Regions from separate parts of the Homo sapiens genome. Here all the other regions are linked to region 2. A link is an interaction called in ENCODE POLR2A ChIA-PET data of the cell type or tissue named here. Cell type or tissue: OCI-LY7. All regions are shown on one strand.

Region 1 (4,000 bases), 62 kb before region 2:
TTTTTTTGTGTGTGTAGAGACAAGGTCTCTCTCTGTCACCCAGGCTGGAGTCCAGTGGCACAATTGTAACTGACAGCAGCCTCGAACTCCTGGGATCAAGCAATCCTCCTGTTTTAGCCTCCCAAATAGCTGGGACTACAGGTGCACACCACGACATCTAGCTAATCTTTTTTATATTTTGTAGAGATAGGGTCTTTCTGTGTTGCCCAGGCTGGTCTTGAACTCCTGTCCTCAAGCAATCTTCCCACCTCTTCCTCCCAAAGTTCTGGGATTACAGGCATAAGCCACCATGCCTGGTTCAGATCAAATTCTTGATGTGGTGAATCTGCCATCCCAAGCAAAACTGGCCTGAATGGTTCCAGATCGGCCCCTGCCTTGAAGGAAGGTAAGAGGAGCCGTTTTTCCACCTCCAATGGAAAACATGTTCCGCAGTCTAAAGGCCTATCAGTCTGATCTGTCTGGCTAGCCTCTCACTTGAATTATCCCTGCAGAAATTGCTGAAGTCCACTGTTCAGCTCTCCTAAGTTCTGGTCCTTGCCATCTTCACAGGTGGAATCCTATCCTTCTTCGCTTCTCCCCCTGCTGTGCTGTGAATTTGCCTTCTTCAGCCATTCACTCATTCATCAGCAGGTATTTCCTGAGCACCTGCCAGGTGTGGTACACGCTGCTGGAGACATGGAGCAAACAGGCAGGAATGGCCCAGCCCTGCCCTCGTGGGTTTATGATCTCACTGGGAAGCAAATAAAATCACAAACCTGAGGGCACAACCAGGAGAATCGCCATGAACTCGTGATGGATCAGGTTTTGCACCAAAATGTAAGTCATTTTTGAGTGTGAAACCAAGAACCCTCTGGGCGACACAGTGCATTGGTTAGAGCACGAGATCTGGATTCAGGTTCTATTTCTGCTGTTCATTTCCTGTGTGACCTTGAACAAGTTTCCTCACCTCTCTGAGCTTGGGTTTTCTCATGTATACAATGATAAGGAAGTCTTCCTCATACAGTTTTGGAGTTTAAGTAAACTAATACAGATCAAGTCATTGATGAAAGAGTGTGCTACCATTTATGGTGCTCTCCATCATGTACCAAGCATTGCGCTAAGTGATTTACCTAAGATCAAGTTCAAGCCACTGTTATATCTCACTTGGGCCACTGCGAAAGTCTCTTGACCTGTCTCTCTGGCCTGGTCTTGTCCCTCCAGTTCATCATGCACAGAGAAGCCAAGGCGATCTTGTAAAAATTCCACAGACATCGTTAGTGTCCAGATTATAATGTCTCTAAGAACATTTCCCACTGAAAGGAACCAGGACTCCTTGGAGAAATGTCTGATTCTAGGGCTGGGGCAGAAATGTACATGATGAGCTGAGATATCTTCTTGCCTGAAAACAAGGACCCTCCAGGGGCATGGGCTACCAAAGAGAGGCTGCAAACGGATGATGACTGCAGTGGATTGAAACACATCAAAATATCTTTAAAAACCATAAGGTCGTAACACCCCTCAAAACAAAAACAACTCGTTGATACTTTTCATGGCTGCTAGGGCTACTCATTACTCTGAAAATAGACTTAGCCCCGCCCACACACAAAAAAAGGACATAATCAACCATGTACTCTGCCTTTCAGGGACTGTATTTCAGGGTAAGCAAATGCTTGAGGAAAGTCGTGTGGTAGAGAACAATGAGAGTTGGGCCGGGCACAGTGGCTCATGCCTGTAATGCCAGCTCTTTGGAAGGCCAAGGCGGGAGTATCGTTTGAGCTCAGGTTTGAGACCAGCCTGGGCAATGTAGTGAAACCTCATCTCTATCAAAAATACATAAAATTAGCCAGGCATGGTGGCGAGCGCCTGTGGTCCCAGCTACTCAAGAGGCTGAGGCAGGAGGATCGCTTGAACCTGACAAGTTGAGGTTGCAGTGAGCCAAGATTGTGCCACTGCACTCTAGCCTGGATGACAGAGAGAGACCCTGTCTCAAAACAAACAAACAAAACCAGAAACAACAACAACAACAACAAAAAACAACAAGAGCTAATAAGCACAGAAAGATTGACGGAAGTAGAAAATCACTATAGTAACGAAACAATAATCTGGGCTTTGCTCATCAGCAGGCAGTAAAGTCATTCGGCAAGAGGGTGATAGGGAACTTTACGACGGAGGTCAGACTGATACCCTAAACTCACTAATGAACAAAAATCACTAAAAGTGGGGTAACTGAACTTTATGTTCTTGACGTGATGCAAGAGAAAACAGAAAAACACCTTCAAAGTATTCCTGCTAAGGATCTGCACCTGAATTGATTCAAGCCTCTTGACCTAGTACTTATTTATAGGTATAGAAGAACATGTTAGATGACACTTGGAAGATGCAATCAGCCAAATCCAGAATATGGAAAATTCTACGGGACAAATGACCCAGTTTCAATAAGTAACTGGCATTTAATAAAGGGAGTTGCTGATTATTACAGATGAGGAGACTTAAGAGAAACCCTGTGGGTCCTGATTTGAATAAAACCATTCAAAGACATCTTTGAGCCACCTGGAGGACAGTCAGCATGAACTAGGTACTAGATTAAGGAATTATCATTCATTCTGTTAGATAGATATAATTATGGCAATGGTTTAAAAAAAAAACTTGTGTCTTTTAGAAATGTGTGCTAAAGTATTACGGGCAAAACAGTGTGACATCTAGCTGTGAGAATTGCTTGAAAATAGTCTGGGGGCCAGATGCAGTGGCTCACATCTATAATCCCAGCACTTTGGGAGGCCAAGGCAGGAGGATCGCTTGAGCCCAGGAGTTCAAGACCAGCCCGAGCAACATGGCAAACTCTGTTACCTAAAAAATAAAAATTAAAAAAAAAAAATTAGCCAGGCGTGGTGGTGTGTCCCTGTAGTCCCAGCTACTCTGGAGGCTGAGATGGGAGCCCAGGGTAGTAGAGGCTGCAAGTGAGCCGAGATTGTGCCACTGCACTCCAGCCTGGGCGACAGAGTGAGACCCTGTCTCTTTTCTTTTTTTTGAGACAGGGTCTCACTCTGTCACCCAGGCTGGAGTGTAGTGGCACAATCTTGGCTCAATGCAACCTCTGCCTCCCAGGTTCAAAAGATTCTCCTGCCTCAGCCTCCTGAGTAGTTGGGATTACAGGTGCATGCCACCAGGCCTGGCTAATTTTTGTATTTTTTGTAGAGATGGGCGTTTTTCCATGTTGGCCAGGCTGGTCTTAAACTCCTGGCCTCAAGTGATCTGCCCGCCTCGGCCTCCCAAAGTGCTGGAATTACAGATGTGAGCCACCACGCTCGGCCTAAGACCCTGTCTCTTAAAACAAACAAATAAACAAACAAACAAAAAAAACTCTGGAGCTCTAATTAATGACATGCATGTTGAAGTATTCAAGGATAAAGACACTGATATCTGCAATTTACAGGTGACAAATACAGAAAAATGGTAATGGCAGAATCTAATCAGGGGTATATGGGCACCCACTGTAAAATTCTTTCAACTTGTATGTTTAAAAATTTTTTTTTTTTTTTTGAGATGGAGTCTCGCTCTGTCGCCCAGGCTGGAGTGCAGTGGTGCGATCTCGGCTCACTGCAAGCTCCGCCTCCTGGGTTCATGCCATTCTCCTGCCTCAACCTCCTGAGTAGCTGGGACTACAGGCACCTGCCACCACGCCCGGCTAATTTTTTGTATTTTTAGTAGAGACGGGGTTTCACCATGTTAGCCAGGATGGTCTCGATCTCCTGACCTCGTGATCCGCCCACTTTGGCCCCCAAAGTGCTGGGATTACAGGCATGAGCCACTGCACCCAGCTTAAATTTTTTTATAATAAAATGTTGGGGGAATAATATAGGGAAAATGGGTATAGGAAGATGAAACTAGAAGGGCAGAAAGGCAATGGTTATTGAAGCTGGCTGATGAATGCATTGGGGGACCACTGTGCTATTTACTCTGCTTCTGAAGGTGTTAAAAAAAAACAGGTCAACTTTTTTTCCTATACCAAAAAGTTAAAAAG
Region 2 (4,000 bases):
GCTGTGGCAGGAGGATCACTTGAACCCTGGAGGCAGAGATTGCAGTGAGCTGAGATTGCATCACTGCACTCCAGTCTGGGCAACAGAACAAGACTCTGTCCCAAAGAAGAAAATAAAAGTGACCAAGGTTTGCAAATCACATCTGATAAGGGATTAATACCCAGAATATATGAACTCAGAACTTCTAAAACTCAACAACAAAAAACCAAACAATGCTGAGCGTGGTGGCTCATGCCTGTAATCCCAGCACTTTGGGGGCCTGACACAGGCAGATCACAAGGTCAAGAGATCGAGACCATCCTGGCCAACATGGTGAAACCCTGTCTCTACTAAAAATACAAAAATTAGCTGGGTGTGGTGGCATGCACCTGTAGTCCCAGCTACTCAGGAGGCTGAGGCAGGAGAATCGCTTAGAACTCAGGAGGCGGAGGTCGCAGTGAGCTGAGATGGCGCCACTGCAATCCAGCCTGGCAACAGACTGACTTCTCAAAAAAAAAAAAAAAAAAGAAACCCAATTCAAAAATGGGCAAAGGACTTGAACAGACATTTCTCCCAAAAAGATAGACAAAATGGCCAATAAGCAAATGAAAAGATGCTCAATATAACTTATCATTAGGGAAATGCAAATTAAAGCAATTACCATACCATTAGGATGGCTACTATCAATAAAAACAGAAAATAATATCTGTTGGTGAGGAGAAACTGGAACTTTTATGTATTGCTGGTGGAATTATAAAATCGTGCACCATCTGTGGAAAACAGCACAGCAGCTCCTCAAAAAATTAAACAGAATTACCATTTGATCCAGCAATTCTACTTCTGAGTGTTTACAGAAAATAACTGAAAGCAGGGAATTTGGACACTAATGTTCACAGCAACATTATTCATGATAGCCAAAGAATGAAAATAAGCCAAATGTCCACTGACTGACAGAGGGACAAACAAAATGCTGCATATACATGCAACAGAATATTATTCAGCCTAGGCCTGGCGTGGTGGCTCACGCCTGTAATCCCAGAACTTTGGGAGGCTGAGGTGGGCAGATCACTTGAAGTCAGGAGTTCAAGATTAGCCTGGCCAATGTGGTAAAACCCCGTCTCTACTAAAAATACAAAAAATTAGCCAGGTGTGGTGGTGCACGCCTGTCATCCCAGCTACTCGGAAGGCTGAGGCAGGAGAATCACTTGAATCTGGAAGGCGGAAGTGGCAGTGAGCTAAGATCGCACCACTGCGCTCCAGCCTGGGTGACAGAATGAGACTTTGTCTTAAAAAAAAAAATAGAAAGAATATTATTCAGCCTTAAAAATGAATGAAATTCTGATACATGGTATAACATGGATGAACCCTGAAGACATTAAGTGAAATAAGCCAGTTACAAAAGGGTGAATATTATATGAGTCCGCTTAATGAGGTACATCTTATAAATATGAGGAAACTCATGACTTAATGAGGTCTGAGTCAAATTCAAAGAGAGAGAAAGTAGGGCAGTGGTTACCAAGGGCTAGGGGGAGGGGAGAGTGGGAGTTACTGTTTCATGGGTACAGTTTCAGTACGGGATGATGAAGAGTTCTAGAGAGGGATGGCCGTGACTGCTGCACAACAGTGTGGCTGTACTTAATCTACTCAACTATATGCTGAAAATGGTAAATTTTATGTTATGGATATTTTGCCACAATTTAAAAAGTAGGCAAAGGATATAAACTAGCAATTCACAGAAGACAAACTATAAGACCAATACACTCAAAAAAGAAAAAAAAGGCTGGGCGCGGTGGCTCAAGCCTGTAATCCCAGCACTTTGGGAGGCCAAGGCGGGCGGATCACGAGGTCAGGAGATTGAGACCATCCTGGCTAACACGGTGAAACCCCGTCTCTACTAAAAATACAAAAATATTAGCCAGGCATGGCGCCTATAATCCCAGCTACTCGGGGGGCTGAGGCAGGAGACTAGCTTGAACCCAGGAGGTGGAGCTTGCAGTGAGCCGAGATCATGCCACCGCACTCCAGCCTGGGCGACAGAGCGAGACTCCGTCTCAAAAAAAAAAAAAAAAAAAAAAAAGTGAAGGAGGTAGAGCTACATGTACTAAAATGGACGCTTCTCTAATGTATTATATTTGGCCATGTAAATCACCAACAGAACAAAACAATATACAGGCCAGGTGTGGTGGTTCATGCCTGTAATCCCAGCACTACGGGAGGCTGAGGCGGGTGGATCACCTGAGCCCAGGAGTTCAAGACCAGCCTAGGCAACAGTGTGAAACCCCATCTCTACTAAAAATACAAAAATTAGCCAGGTGTGGCAGCACGCACCTGTAGTCCCAGCTACTTGGGAAGCTGGGGTGGGAGGATAGCTTGAGCACAGGAGGCTGAGGTGCAGTGAGCCGAGACTGCACCACTGCACTTCAGCTTGGGTGAGACCCTGTCTCCAAAAAACAAAACAAAAACAAAACAGAAAACAAAAAAACCTACAATATATAATTTCTATGGATGCATAGAAATGTATTCAAATGCACAGAAAAGGGTCTGGAAGGATTCACCTATAGCTTCCTTTTGGGAAAGGTGGAGGGGAGCAGGGTTGAGTATTGATAAAGGGGACTTTGGCCTTCTCTGTAATGCTTTAATCTTTTACAAAGAGAACTGATTCATGCATTACTTGTATAATTAAAAAATTATTTATAGGCCAGGCATGGTGGCTCATGTCCGCAATCCCAGCACTCTGGGAGGCCAAGGCAGGCAGATTGCTTGAGCTTAGGAGTTCGAGACCAGCCTGGGCAACAAGTCAAAACCCTGTCTCTACTCAAAATACAAAAAATTAGCCAGGCCTGGTGGCATGTGCCTGTAGTCCCAGCTACCTGGGAAATGGAAATGGAGGATTGTTTTGGGCCTGGGAGGCAGATGCTGCAGTGAGCTGAGGTTGTGCCACTGCACTCCAGCCTGGGCGACAGACAGAAGAACCCTGTCTAAAAAAAAAAAAAAATTTTTTTTTTTTTTTTTAAACCAAAGTTAGAGACATTGGAAAGCAGAAGCAGAGAAATGAGCAGACATCCTGGGACAGCAGCCCAAGGATGGCTCTGGCTCCCAGCACTGGGTCCCATGTGAAGGATAAGGGCAGTGCTGAGGTCAGGGTTAGGATAACTCATGTGGACATTTCAGCTTTCACAAAATCTTTGGAGTGGTGTTTTTAACCCATTTCCCATTTGCCCCAAGAATACTCCTGTCTTTAATCCTAATGTAACATCATATACATTTCTGTTACATTAGGATTAGAGACAAGTTCTATTTAGAAATAACTCCCATGAACATGGCTGGGTGCAGTGGCTCACCTCTGTAATCCCAGCACTTTGGGAGACCAAGATGGGAGGATCACTTGAGGTCAGGAATTTGAGACCAGCCTGGTCAACATAGCAAGACCCCATCTCTATTTTTTTAAAAAAATTAAAAAGGCCAAGCATGGTAGCTCACGCCTGTAATCCCAACACTTTGGGAGGCCAAGGCAGGTGCACCACTTGAGGTCAGGAGTTCGAGAGCAGCCTGGTGAAACCCTGTCTCTACTAAAAATACAAAAACTAGCCAGGCGTGGTGGGGCATGCCTGTAATCCCAGCTACTCGGGAGGCTGAGGCAGGAGAATTGCTTGAACCTGGGAGGCAGAGGTTGCAGTGAGCCGAGATCCCGCCACTGCATTCCAGCCTGAGTGACAAGACGAGACTCATCTCAAAAAAAAAGGAAAGAACTCCAAGAACAGTTTTTCTATTTTCGCATTTAAAATCAGTCAGATTTGCTTCGGCCTCAAAGAGCATGTTTACGTAAAATTAGATGAACGCTGGCAGCGAGTTGCACATTTTTTTTTTCTAAACCAGGAATGGGCTAAAAAAACAGGATAGTAAAAGAAATTATTCCCAAGTCACCTCTTCCACAGAAAAGTACACTTGCTTCATAAAGATTTCTGTGTCAAGCAGAGCTCACATGGGAAAATACCTCAGTGAAGCACGATTTAGCTGAATG
Region 3 (4,000 bases), 560 kb before region 2:
GTGAGACATGAAAGTCTGACATTTGCAGTGGGATTCTGGCGATGGAAGGCCCAGCCTCAGGGTGAGGCACAGCGGGTCTCTGCTTCTCCATAGCAGGCCTTGGACGGGCAGTGCCGGCGAGGTCACCATGGCATGGAAGCCCCTCAGGGACTTCAGAGGCTGGCCTTGGATAGGGAGCGGTGTGGAATGGAGGGGCCCAAGATCACCCCCTCGGCCTCCCCAACACCCCCCTGGCCATGAGCAAGGATAGCTTGGAGATGGCATCACCTTGGACCTGGACTACCTGCTTGCTACTTAGAGGACTCAGCTGAGCCCCCTCCCACAGGGGACGTGCCCACCGGGGGCCTGCCCCTCTCCTGACCGAATCCAGAAGCTGAGATCCTGGAATCCCCTTCTCCAACAGCCCTCAGCCCCCTTCTGTGGCCTGGAGGGGCCCTTCCCTAAGCCCATCCAAGGTCCATGCTCCCAGGACAAATCTGCCACCAGTAAGAGTAGGCCTCTTGGCCAAGGGGCAGCCGTTTCAGGGGGTGGGTGTGTCTGGAGCTGGGCCTGGTGGGCTGGCATCTACATATATGTAAGCAAGGTCTTTCCAGTCCTGGCTGCAGCCCATGTTGGGAAGACAGGGCTGGGTGGCCTGGGGCCAGGGCCTCCATGCATACCAACTCTAGACCCTGCAAGTGTCAGGGGTAGGTCTGGTGGGGAGCTGGGCCCCAGGACTGGACTGGGCAACCCTCATCAAGAAACCTGTTTGGGCTGGGTGCGGTGGCTCACACTTGTAATCAAAGCACTTTGGGAGGCCAAGGTAGGTGGATCACTTGAGGTCAGGAGTTTGAGACCATCCTGGCCAACATGGTGAAACCCCATCTCTACTAAATATACAAAATTAACTGGGCGTAAGTGGTGGGTACCTGTAATCCCAGCTACTCGGGAGGCTGAGGCAGAAGAATCACTTGAACCTGGGAGGCGGAGGTTGTGGTGAGCTGAGACGGTGCCACTGCACTCCAGCCTAGGCAACAGAATGAGACTTTGTCTCAGGAAAAAAAAAAAAAAAAAAAAGAAGCCTGTTTGTTGGCCAGGCATGGTGGCTCACACCTGGGAGGACTTTGGGAGGCTGATGTAAGCAGATTGTTTGAGTCCAGGAGTAGTTCCAGACCAGCCTGGGCAACATGGGGAAATCCAGTCTCTACAAAAAATATAAAAATTAGCTGGGCATGGTGGTGGGCGCCTGTAGTCCCAGCTACTCGGGAGGCTGAGGCAGGAGAATGGCTTGAACTCAGGAGGCGGAGGTTGCAGTGAGCCAAGATGGCACCACTGCACTCCAACCTGGGCAACAGAGTGAGACTTCATCTCAAAAAGAAAAAAAAAATTAGCTGGGGATGATGGTGTGCACCTGTGGTCCCAGCTACTTGGGAGGCTGAGGTGGGAGGACCACCTGAGCCTAGGAGGTTGAGGCTGCAGTGAGCCATGACTGCCTCAATGCACTCCAGCCTAGGTGATAGAGTAAGACCCTGTCAAAAAAAAAAAAAGGAAAAGAAAGAAAGAAAAAAAGAAGAAAAAAGGAAAAAGAAAAAAAAAGAAAAGAAGCCTGCTTCTCAGGAGCAAACTCCTTCACCTGACAAGAAAAATTCCAGGCCTCCCTCCTCTGTCCAGGCTTAAATGACTTCAGGCTCAAAGCACCCCAGCCCTGCCATAGGACCCCCTACCTGACCCAGGGATTCCAAACCAGAGTCTACTGGTCAACCCAAATATAGGTGCACAGGGAATATGAATCTAGAGTTCCTCTAGCAGCTGTGGGGCCATTGTTGGACAGGGCAGACAATCTAGCCCAGGCCAGGGCTCAAGCTTGTACAATCAGGACCACTAGGAATAATATGAGACTCAGAAACCCCATCAGGCCTGGGTTCAAATCCTGACTCTGCATGGCACCAGCTATGTGACCTTGGGAAAGCTATTGAGCCTCCCTGAGCCTTAACTTCCCTTCTTTTGGAAACTGGAGAGCAAATATGCCTCCTAGGATGTCGCTAGAATCAAATATAATCATGGCTTTGAATTCTCCCTGTACCTAAAGGCTATACAGAGGTCCTTAGCAAAGTGTTTGTTGAATGAATGATTTTAAAGGACAATCTGAAAAGAGGTGGGGGAGGGGGGCATCAAAGGAAGCTATAGATCTCAGCCCAACCCCCGGCTCCCAAATCCCTCCCACTATACAGCCTGGGTCTCGGTGAAGCAGCAGCTGCAGTCCCTTCCTGGGGCGGGGACCCCCTTCCTCTGCTCTGAGCCCCTCCCCGAGCTGCAGGAGGCACAGATACATGTTCGGAGGGGGCATTATCTGTGCTCAGTTGACTGTAAACGTTTAAGCGGAATTGACTGTGTACTCAGCCACTTGCAAACACAACTAATCTTCATTGGGGCGACGGGAAGTGAAATATGTTATTGTCGGTGGCAGTAAATTACCCGTGCCAGACCTGGCGTGTGAGGCATTACGGGCCATGGCCGGCGCACTCCTTCACCCGGCCGCCACCCGTCCGCAATTCATTACTGCAAACGACCCTGGTCATCTCCTTGCCAGGCCTGGGGACGTGAGGCTGGCCACCAGCCTCCCAGGGCCTGGACCCCGCCCACCTTGGGCAGCAGGTGGGGAAGAGGGCCAAGGGGCCAGAGCCTGGCACTGATGCCTGGGCAGGAGATGTGAGAAGACCTTTGCTCATCAGCTTCTAGGTCGGCGACCAGATGGGGAGACTGAGGCACAGCAGAGAAAGGGATTTGATCCAAGGCACAGCTCTGCCACTTTCTAAGCCCCAGTTTCAGCACCCATAAAATGGGAATTCATTTATTGTTTAACATTTTTGCAAATCTCTGTAATGACTGGCTTAATAGAACACAGCTGGATTCTCATATGTGCTTTTGCATTCAGCTTGTTGCAACATGTTTTGGTTTAAGTGTGGGAAGAATATCTGGCTTCACACAGATATTTGGCTCAAAAAGGAAAGAGTATTTTAATAGCCTTCTCAGATAATTATGGATATCCTTCTTGGATACTAAACCAGATCTTCACAAGTGGTAGTTTCTCAATGGTTTGTTACAATATGGTATCTGAAACCACATCAATGAGCTCTTCCTACTCTGTTAAAACCCGCTGGTCTGCTTTGCACTTTGAATGGGTCTTTTATTCATTTTGTAACATGATGCATTGGTCATTGGAAAAAATACTGGTTTACTGAATTATGCATCTCTTCTAGATGATGTCACATTTCATAATACAATATCCAAAAAAGTCACATTCACTAATATACCACCAGTCTCTGGGAAAGTATTTAAGTAGGAAGCTGTCAAACCCACGGTGGCAGACACAAGTTCTCCAAAATTCTAATTTTTGCTTGCAAGTCAAATTTTATCATTGGCAACAAATACTGTCAGTTGACAGGCAACTTTGTTCATTTTTAAGAGAATATCTGCCAATGTCCCAGTCTGAAAGGCTATAGTTTGTTGGTTGGTTGTTCTTTCAAGTACAAATGGTGTTCCATGAAGAGTGGCTAGCGCAGCTTGCAACCCAGTCACACGGTGCTTGTCTCAAGCAACGACGGAGCCAGGAGAGAGGGTTCTTGTTGTACATACTTCCCATTTTGTCACACAGAATATTTAGAAGTGGCATGTTCAAAGGTTGAGATTTTTTTAATTAATACCTTTAAATTTTCTTTTTTTCTTTTTTTTGAGACAGGGTCTTGCTCTATCGCCAGGCTGGAGTGCAGTAGCATGATCTCGGCTCACTGCAAACTCTGCCTCGCGGATTCAAGCGATTCTCCTGCCTCAGCCTCCCAGGTAGCTGGGACTACAGGCGCCCGCCATCACACCCAGCTAATTTTTGTGTTTTTAGTAGAGACAAGGTTTCACCATGTTGACCAGGCTGGTCTCGAACTCCTGACTTCAAGTGATCCTCCCACCTCAGCTTCCCAAAGTGCTGGAATTACAGGTGTGAGCCACCACGCCCAGACCCTTTAAA

Evidence for each region. Peaks named below come from ENCODE experiments on the same cell type or tissue, not always from the same donor. Only the 100,000 strongest peaks of a DNase experiment are listed, where the experiment ranks them.
Region 1: POLR2A ChIA-PET joins it to region 2 with 5 read pairs; 3 of 35 experiments call an interaction of 5 or more read pairs at or near these places.
Region 3: POLR2A ChIA-PET joins it to region 2 with 5 read pairs; 2 of 35 experiments call an interaction of 5 or more read pairs at or near these places.

The regions. Positions count from the first base shown.
Region 1 is chr12:109,122,700-109,126,699 of GRCh38, reverse strand. The region is part of intron 1 of ACACB (acetyl-CoA carboxylase beta); the gene reads right to left. It overlaps LOC105369974 (a long non-coding RNA gene), which reads left to right. Exons shown (of 3, transcript XR_945332.3): 2 at 1-2,554. Among named protein-coding and RNA genes, the nearest start is that of ACACB, 8.1 kb to the right of the region's middle. In OCI-LY7, a CTCF peak has its summit at 2,549 (motif pointing left); a DNase peak (open chromatin) is centred at 2,499; H3K27ac peaks cover 1,453 bases.
Region 2 is chr12:109,060,385-109,064,384 of GRCh38, reverse strand. All of the region lies in intron 3 of USP30 (ubiquitin specific peptidase 30), which reads right to left. Among named protein-coding and RNA genes, the nearest start is that of USP30-AS1, 8.4 kb to the right of the region's middle. In OCI-LY7, no CTCF peak of the experiment used is centred here; DNase peaks (open chromatin) are centred at 1,514 and 2,154; H3K4me3 peaks cover 2,139 bases; H3K27ac peaks cover 4,000 bases.
Region 3 is chr12:109,620,531-109,624,530 of GRCh38, reverse strand. No RefSeq gene overlaps it. Among named protein-coding and RNA genes, the nearest start is that of MVK, 49 kb to the right of the region's middle. In OCI-LY7, no CTCF peak of the experiment used is centred here; no DNase peak of the experiment used is centred here.